Regions from separate parts of the Homo sapiens genome. Here region 2 is linked to region 1. A link is an interaction called in ENCODE POLR2A ChIA-PET data of the cell type or tissue named here. Cell type or tissue: PC-3. All regions are shown on one strand.

Evidence for each region. ChIA-PET counts read pairs that join two places held together with the same protein. Peaks named below come from ENCODE experiments on the same cell type or tissue, not always from the same donor. Only the 100,000 strongest peaks of a DNase experiment are listed, where the experiment ranks them.
Region 2: POLR2A ChIA-PET joins it to region 1 with 7 read pairs; 1 of 35 experiments calls an interaction of 5 or more read pairs at or near these places.

What each region holds. Positions count from the first base shown.
Region 1 is chr1:17,199,468-17,203,467 of GRCh38, forward strand. No RefSeq gene overlaps it. Among named protein-coding and RNA genes, the nearest start is that of PADI1, 3.7 kb to the right of the region's middle. In PC-3, no CTCF peak of the experiment used is centred here; no DNase peak of the experiment used is centred here; H3K27ac peaks cover 1,495 bases.
Region 2 is chr1:17,865,136-17,869,135 of GRCh38, forward strand. No RefSeq gene overlaps it. Among named protein-coding and RNA genes, the nearest start is that of ACTL8, 110 kb to the left of the region's middle. In PC-3, no CTCF peak of the experiment used is centred here; a DNase peak (open chromatin) is centred at 1,526; H3K4me3 peaks cover 443 bases; H3K27ac peaks cover 855 bases.

The DNA.
Region 1 (4,000 bases):
TCGGTGCTGTGGTTTACCCAGCTGGAAAGTGAAGGGGCTGGATTGATAGTTTCGGGGGCCCTTCCAGCTTGAAGTTGGGTGATCCTGGAGAGCAAGTGGAACTGTCCCTGTAGTACCCGGGGGTGCTGGGAGGGGAGAACGGTCTCAGACAGGGGGTTACAAGAACTGGGCTCTGCTGATCCTCCCTACCTTCCTCCATGGGGTTCTAGGTGAGCTCAGGCACAGCAGGCAGCGTGTGTGTGTGTATGTGTGTTAGGGAGAGGTCCCCCGGACCAGAAGAGCCCACAGCTGGTGTCGGCAACACAAGTAGACCCAGAACCTACCCTGATTGGTCCCAAGGCCTGAGGCAGGCAATTTCCATGCCTTGATGGTGGCAAGCCTCACTGGGGCCCACATTGCTTACCCTCAAGGGCATCAAATGACTTCCCCAGCCAGAGTTATTCCCTCCACCCCTCTCCTTACCCACCAACACAAAATAACCAATGCTGGGGGCTCAAACTCATGGCCCAAGAGCTAGGTCTGGTCTACCGATGGGTTTTGTTTGACCTCAGTATTCTGTTTCTGAGAAACACTGACTTAACGCATGAGCCCAGCAGGCTCTGTCCCCTCTGCAGCAGTTACCACCCCTCCCTATTTTCTCCCAGCTGGTAGCGTCACACATATCTATTATCTGCCTGCCCTCCTGAAGGTGCCTGAGTTTGGAAACTCTGATCCAGCTTAACAACCCATTTTGTAAATAGGGAGACTGGGGGGTTGTCGGGGGTGATCCTAGTGTTTCCGGATGAACGAGGTCAGGCTGCTTGCTCTCGTGGTCCAATAAGGAGATGCAGACAGACTGAGAAAGAAGGGAGTTTATTTCTGTAACCGGTTACAGGGAGAAGATCGGAGTAACTCACCAGACCAACTCGAAAGTACAAGTTTTTCCCCCAGTGTTGTCTACATTCTAAGCTGTATGCCTACGTGTGGGAGTATACGTTGCCAGAGAGTAGGTCTGTTTCATTCCATCTTTATCTAATCTTTAGGGTCTAGGGTCTGGGAAGCTTTTTCTAGAGCCTTGGAAAGTTTCTTAATCTTTTTTTTTGAGACAGAGCCTCACTCTGTTGCCCAGGCTAGAGTGCAGTGACACAATCTCAGCTGACTGCTACCTCTGCCCCTGGGTTCCAGCAATTCTCATGCCTCAGCCTCCTGAGTAGCTGGGACTACAGGTGCACACCACCACATCTGGCTAGTTAATTTTTTTTTAGTAGAGATGGGGTTTCGCCACGTTGCCCAGGCTGGTCTGGAACTCCTAGCTTCAAGTGATCCACGCACCTCAGCCTTCCAAAGTGCTGGGATTACAGGCATGAGCCCCTGTGCCCAGCAGAAAGTTTCTTAATCCTAAGTGGGCCCTGGTATGAGGTGTATGTGTAAGAATACTTTCATTATTTCATCAGACTTTCGGGTCTGAGAAAACCCAGGAGCGGTCTTAACAGGTTTGTTTTCACATTCCAGCCCTCATACTCGGGCACCATTTTCTTCAGTTCTCTAATGTTTAACTTATGCATTCATCAGAATGAGAGGAAAGGGCTCTCTCTCTCTGTGTGAGAGAGAGAGTGGCTGCTCCGGCTGTTAATGGAAACCCAGCTTGCCACACTAGGTTCATGGAATCTTAGACCATAGACACCTGTTTTCCTGGGCTCTGTATCCATGGAGTAAACTTAGAACTTGCCTTGGTGCCTTTAGGTGTGATGTACTCTGCAGATCAATAACATTTGCAATAGGAAAGATTATTTCAAAAAGATCTTCAAAATCAAAAGTAACCAAATAAATGTTTATGTCATTATCACTAAGGTCTCATTTCCAGCTCTCTACTCCAATATCATTTCTTCAGATTGGCCTTCTCTGATCACTTGACTCAAAACAGCACACCATCCCCTCCTCTCTTCTATTTTATTTGTCTGAATCACTTCCTGGTATCACAGTTTTTATCCCACCAGCTTTCTACCTGCCTGCTCTCCACGATGTCCCACGAGGGCAGGGGCTTGGTCTATCTTGTTCACTGTGGTATCCCCAGGGCCAGAATAATGTCTGGCACATTTTAGGTGCTCAAAAAAAATTGTTGAAGAACAGGGAAAATGAAGCCCTGGCCATTGTAGCCCCAGCACCAGCCACCTTCCCTATAGTGGTTTCTTGGGTTGTTCCAGGGGCTTCCTGGGGTCGTCTTACAGTCCCCTAGTCACCGGGCAGCTGGCAGGCCTCTACCCTGCATGGGGCCCCGTTTCAGGCTAAGTGGGGCCGGCCTCCCAGCTTTATGTCCTCCTTCAGAGGGGAAGGAGGCAGTGATGTCACAGAGGTCTCCCACCCTCGCTCCTCCCCAGTCTGACCGATCAAGGCTGAAATCCCAAGTTCAAAGAGACCACAGCATGGGTGTGCAGGATGTGTTGTTTGTGGGTTGTAGGTAGGGCAGGGGCCCAGGCAGGTCATGGTGTCTTAAAAGAATGTTCTTTGAGCTGGAAGACTGAAAAAGGGAGGCGGGGAAGGAATAGCAGAGGGTGGGGAGAGAAGCCAAAAGGAGGAAATGCATCTTATTTTTCCTCGAAGAGAGAATAATGAGGGTGGCTTCATTTTTTTTTTTCCAACAGTAAAAATGTTGTTTGCTCATGAAAGTGATTCAAACAACACACAAAAGCATGGGGAAGAAATGACCTGATATTCTGCCTCCCAGGGATCTAGTCAGCAATCAGCCCACCAGGGTCAGATGGCCTGGGGTTGAATCCTGATGGGACCAACTTCCAACCATGGACTTGGGAGGGTCCCCAACTTCTCTGTGCCTCAGTTTCTTTTGCTGTAAAATAGAGATGTGCTTATCCTCCTCTCTTCCTCTCTGCCTCCCTCTGCTCTTCCCTCCTTGCCCCCCTTTCTCTTTCCTCTTTCCTCTATCTCAAAGAACATTCTTTTTTTTTTTTTTTTTTCAAGACAGAGTCTTGCTCTGTTGCCCAGGCTGGAGTGCAGTGGTGCAAGCTTGGCTCACTGTAACCTCCACCTCCCAGGTTCAAGCAATTCTCCTGCCTCAGCCTCCCAAGTAGTTGGAATTACAGGTGCCTGCTACCACATCCCGCTAATTTTTGTATTCTTAGTAAAGACGGGGTTTCACCGTGTTGGCCAGGCTGGTCTTGAACTCTTGACTCGAGATCCGCCCGCCTCGGCCTACCAAAGTGTTGGGATTACAGGCATGAGCCACTGTGCCCAGCCCGAAGAACATTCTTTTAAGACACCATGACCTGCCTGGGCCCTGGCCCTGCCCACAACTGGCCAAGGGCACATCCTACACATCCATGTGGTCTGTTTGAACTTGGCATTCCAGGCTTGATTGATACCTGCCACCCAGTATTATTGTGAGGATTAGGTAAATGAATACATGGAGAGGTCTTAAAACAGTGGCACATGGTGAGGGCCATATATGTGTTTGCATCACCATTATTGTTGTCATCATCACCATCATCACCATCATCATCATCATCATCTTTTTAGACAGCTCTTTATGCACCAGCCTGCCTTTCTTCCTGCCTCCCTTTTTCCTATCGTTCACCTATCCATCTGTCTGTCCATCCATCCATCCACCCACACATCCATCCATCCATCCACCCACACATCCATCCATCCATCCATCCATCCATTTAATCTTCTCTAATGGGAACACACCCATGTGCTCTGCAGGAAACTGCTTGTTCCACTCTGCATTCCATTCCATAAGAAATGGACACGTTTATGTCAATAAATGCTGTTAAACAAAATGACTGAGGTCCTGGTAAATTGAGGTTTGGGGTTTGGGTGATGGAAAACCATCCCTGAACACCTGTTTCCCTGGGTTCTGTATCCATGGGGTAAAATTAGACTTTGTCTTGGTGACTTCAGGTGTAATGAACTTTGCAGATCAATAACATTTGCAATAAGAAAGATGGTTTCAAAAATATCTTCAAAATCAAAAGTAACCAAATAAATGTTTATGCCATTTTACTAT
Region 2 (4,000 bases), 670 kb after region 1:
GCCTTTATCTATACCAGAGCTGACATGTTGGCCTCCATCTGTGAATCCTTTGTCTTATTTCCCAATTTGTTCAGAACTTAAGTGGAGAAGAGGCAAGGTCTTTGTGGGAGTCTTTAAGGACCCCCTGCCTGTGCTGAGCACAAAACAGTCAAACAATTCAGCTTGATATCTAGTCTTAAAACGGAACTGAAACTTACAATGGTTGTCAGGCTGGAAAAATTCATATGTACACATAGACCCCCAATTTTGCTTATGATTTTAGGGAGATACCTGGGTTTCTGGAAGAACATCCCTGGGCCTTGTAAGGGTCCTAGAATCCCTGGTTTAAAAAAAAAAAAACTTGTTTAGGCCAGGCACGGTGGCTCATGCCTGTAATCCCAGCACTTTGGGAGGCCAAGGCAGGAGGATCGCTTGAGCCTAGGAGTTTGAGACCAGCTTGGGCAACATGGTGAAACCCTGTCTCTACCAAAAAAAAAAAAAAAAAAAAAATTAGCCAGCGTGATGGTGTGCACCTATAGTCCCAGCTACTTGGGAGGCTGAGGTGGGAGGATCGCTTGAGCCCTGGAGGTTGGGGCTGCAGTGAGCCATGCTTGCACCACTGCACTCCAGCCTGGGCAACAGAGATCCTGCCTCAAACAAACAAAAATAAAAATAAAACTCCTTGTGTAGAGCAGGGTTGTTATCGTCAGCGCCATGGACATTTAGAGGTGGATCATTCTTCGTTGTGGGACCGCCCTGGGCTCTGTAGGATGCTTAGGGGCATCCTGGCCTCCATCCTCTACAGGCCAGTAGCAAGGCCGCCCACTCTCCCCGTTACAACAAACAAAAATGTCTCCAGACATTGCCGAGTACTCCCTGGAGGATAAAAATTGCCCCCTTGAGGACCACTGAGGTGGAGGGAGCTGCATCTGGCTAGATTCAGGCAACACCGTGGGACTGGCCTACTTCTAAACAGACTGTGGGCTCTGTGAATACCGAGGCCATATCTTACTCATCCTTGAATCCCCACCTGCCCCAGTGCCTGGCCTGTTCCCCCTTGTCCTGCCTGGTGCTGGACCCAGGATAGTTTTGTTGAACAGAGACTGAGTATAGGAATTAAACACCCCTCCCCCATCATTTTCCCCTTCCCATTGGCATGTAAAACTCACTCTTGTACGTAGTCCTAAATTTTCTATTAGGCCCTGGGGGACATGGCAGCTTTAATTATTTTAAATTCAGACTCTGCTGAGACATCTTCTTCACTTCCTGACAAGAAATCACTGCTTCTGAGCAAGCAAGAAAAAAATGTCCCCGAAAAGCCTCAAGCCAGTTGTTCCTGGAGGTCCCTGCTGGCCTCTGCTTCCTGCCCCTGTGGCTGGCAATTGTGGATCTGACCGATGCACTTGAGCTGCACACAAGCATCCTGCCCCATACCCCACAGACCCCTTCTCTTGGCCTATGAGTGGCTTTGCTGCCTCAGCACAAACCCAGGATCAGGGATCTTCATGGCCTCCAGAGAGCCTGCTCCAGAGTGACTGGATTCTAGCCCCCTCGGTGACTCAGGAGTTGGGCAAGAGCTGGCTTCCTGGAGAATGAATCAATATGAAATCAGACAACAAAAAGGGCAAGAGCTTAAATGTCAGCCAGAGCCTACTGAAATCCCAGATTTCACACTCTTATCGGCTGTGTGATTGCCTGCAAGTGGCTTTCCCTCTCTGAACCTCATTTCTCATTTGGAAAGTGGGTACGTGGGTTGATTATCTCTAAGGACCTTCCTGCACTGATGCTTGAGGATAATTTTTAGTCCACATGGCGGACATTGGCTCTTGGTTCACTTTGTCCTAGCAAATTTACTTTCCATCATACAGGGATTGGGGACAAATTATTCCAGGTCAGTCCTAGTGTCTATTTTGAGGTTTTTACTCCAGCCTTCTTCTGCCTCCTGTGTCCTCTCTGTTTTAATTTCTAGGCTCAGCAAACACCTGAGTGATGACAGCTGTTTTGCAATTATTTCATTCTCACTTTGCCTCTCTATACCTCAGTTTTCCCATCTGCACAATAGACATAATAATTAGTTTCTACCTAACAGGGTAGCAGTAATCATGATTATCTCCTTTTTGTAGATGAGGACTTGGAAGCATAGAGAGGCAACATGCCTTGCCCAAGGTGGCCTCACAGCCCATGGCAGAGCTAGGATTAAAATCTAGGGAGGGTCAGGCCTGGGACTTTACCCATTTTGAGACAGGTCTTCCAAGTCAGAGAGCCTCTGCAGATGGACCCACAGGTAGGAACATGCATGTCCTTACCTGTAAGTGTGATGCTCGAGGGTCCACTGGTACATGCCTGCATTCACTCAACAAATGTTGACAGAGCACTGAGGGTGTGGCAGGCACCATGTGGGAACAAAAGCGCTGCCCTTGCAGTAGGAGATGGATTCTGATCCTAATAACATGTACATCATAGTGTGTGTGAGAGGTGAGAGGTGTCATCACAGGCAAAATCTGGAAACAATCGAAACATCCATCAACAAAAGAATGGGTAAGCAAAATGTGGTATATCCATTCAACGGAATGTTACTCAGCGGTAAGAAGGAATAAACTTTTTTTTTTTTTTGAGATGGAGTTTCCCTCTTGTTGTCCAGGCTGGAGTGCAGTGACGCGATCTTGGCTCACTGCAACGTCAGCCTTCCAGGTTCAAGCAATTTTCCTGCCTTAGCCTCCTGAGTAGCTGGGACTACAGGCATGTGCCACCACGCCCGGCTAATTTTTGTATTTTTAGTAGAGACAGGGTTTCACCTTGTTGGTCAGGCTGGTCTCAAACTCCTAGGAATAAACTCGATCCACGCAACGGCATGGATGATCCTCAAAATCGTTTTGCTAAGTGAAAGAATCCAGAAACAGCAGCAGGAGGAGACGGATTATAATCATAAGAATCCGTGCATTGCAGAGTGTGTGAGAAGGTGAGAGGTATCATATTGCCGGGAGGACAGAGCACGGTAAGGGTGATCAAGAGAAAGGAAAAGGGAAAAGCAATTTTAAATAGGGCAATAATAGTAGGCCTAATATAGTTTGGATATTTGCTCCCTCCAAATCTCATGTTGATATGTGATCCTCAGTGTTGGAAGTGGGGCCTGGTGGGAGGTGTTTGAGTCATGGCGGTGGATCCCTCATGAATGGCTTGGTGCTATCCTCATGATAATGAGTGAGTTCTCACTTTATTCGTTCATGCGAGGGCTGGTTGTTTAAAAGAGCCTGGCCCCTCCTCCCTTCTCTCTTGCTCTCTCTTGCTCCCTTTCTTGCCAAGTGACACACCTGCTTCCTCTCCACATTCTGCCAGAAGTAAAAGCTTCCTGAGGCTTCACTGGAAGCTGAGCACATGCTAACGCCATGCTTGTACAGCCCGCAGGACTGTGAGCCAAATAACCCTCTTTTCTTTCTATGTTATCCAGAGTTAGGTATTCCTTATAATGACATGAAGTGGACTAACACAAGGCCTAACCAAGAAGGTATTAGGTTTGGTGCACCAATCTAATAACATTTAAGCAAAGACTTGAAGGAGGTGAGGGAGTTGACAATATGGCTATTTGAGTGAAGAGTGTTCCAGGCAAATGGAACAGCCAGTGCGAAGGTCCTGGGTCAGGCATGTGCCTGGCATGTTGAAAGAACAGCAAGGAGATCAGTGGGGCTGGTGCGGGAAGAACAGAGTTTTAGGGACCTTCTCAGAGAAGGTCAGGGGAGTAATGGGAGTGAGACTGTGTAGGGCTCTGTGGCTCAGAGTGAGGACCTGTGCCTTGACTGACAGCTCAGAGTAGAGTGAGCACCTTGTCTCTACAAACAGGTCGCTTATCCAGGGGGCCTAGCTCCGATGGAGGGAGCTCTAGGACTCCTTGACAGCAGGGCAGTCTCTGTGGAGTCCTGGGGTGTGGGGGCCCTGTGGCCTTGCCTCCTGGAGGTCCCAGAAGCATCCAGAACCCAGCACTCAAGCCCAAGGCTGGCTTGCCGGGGCCCAGGGCCCAGCTTGG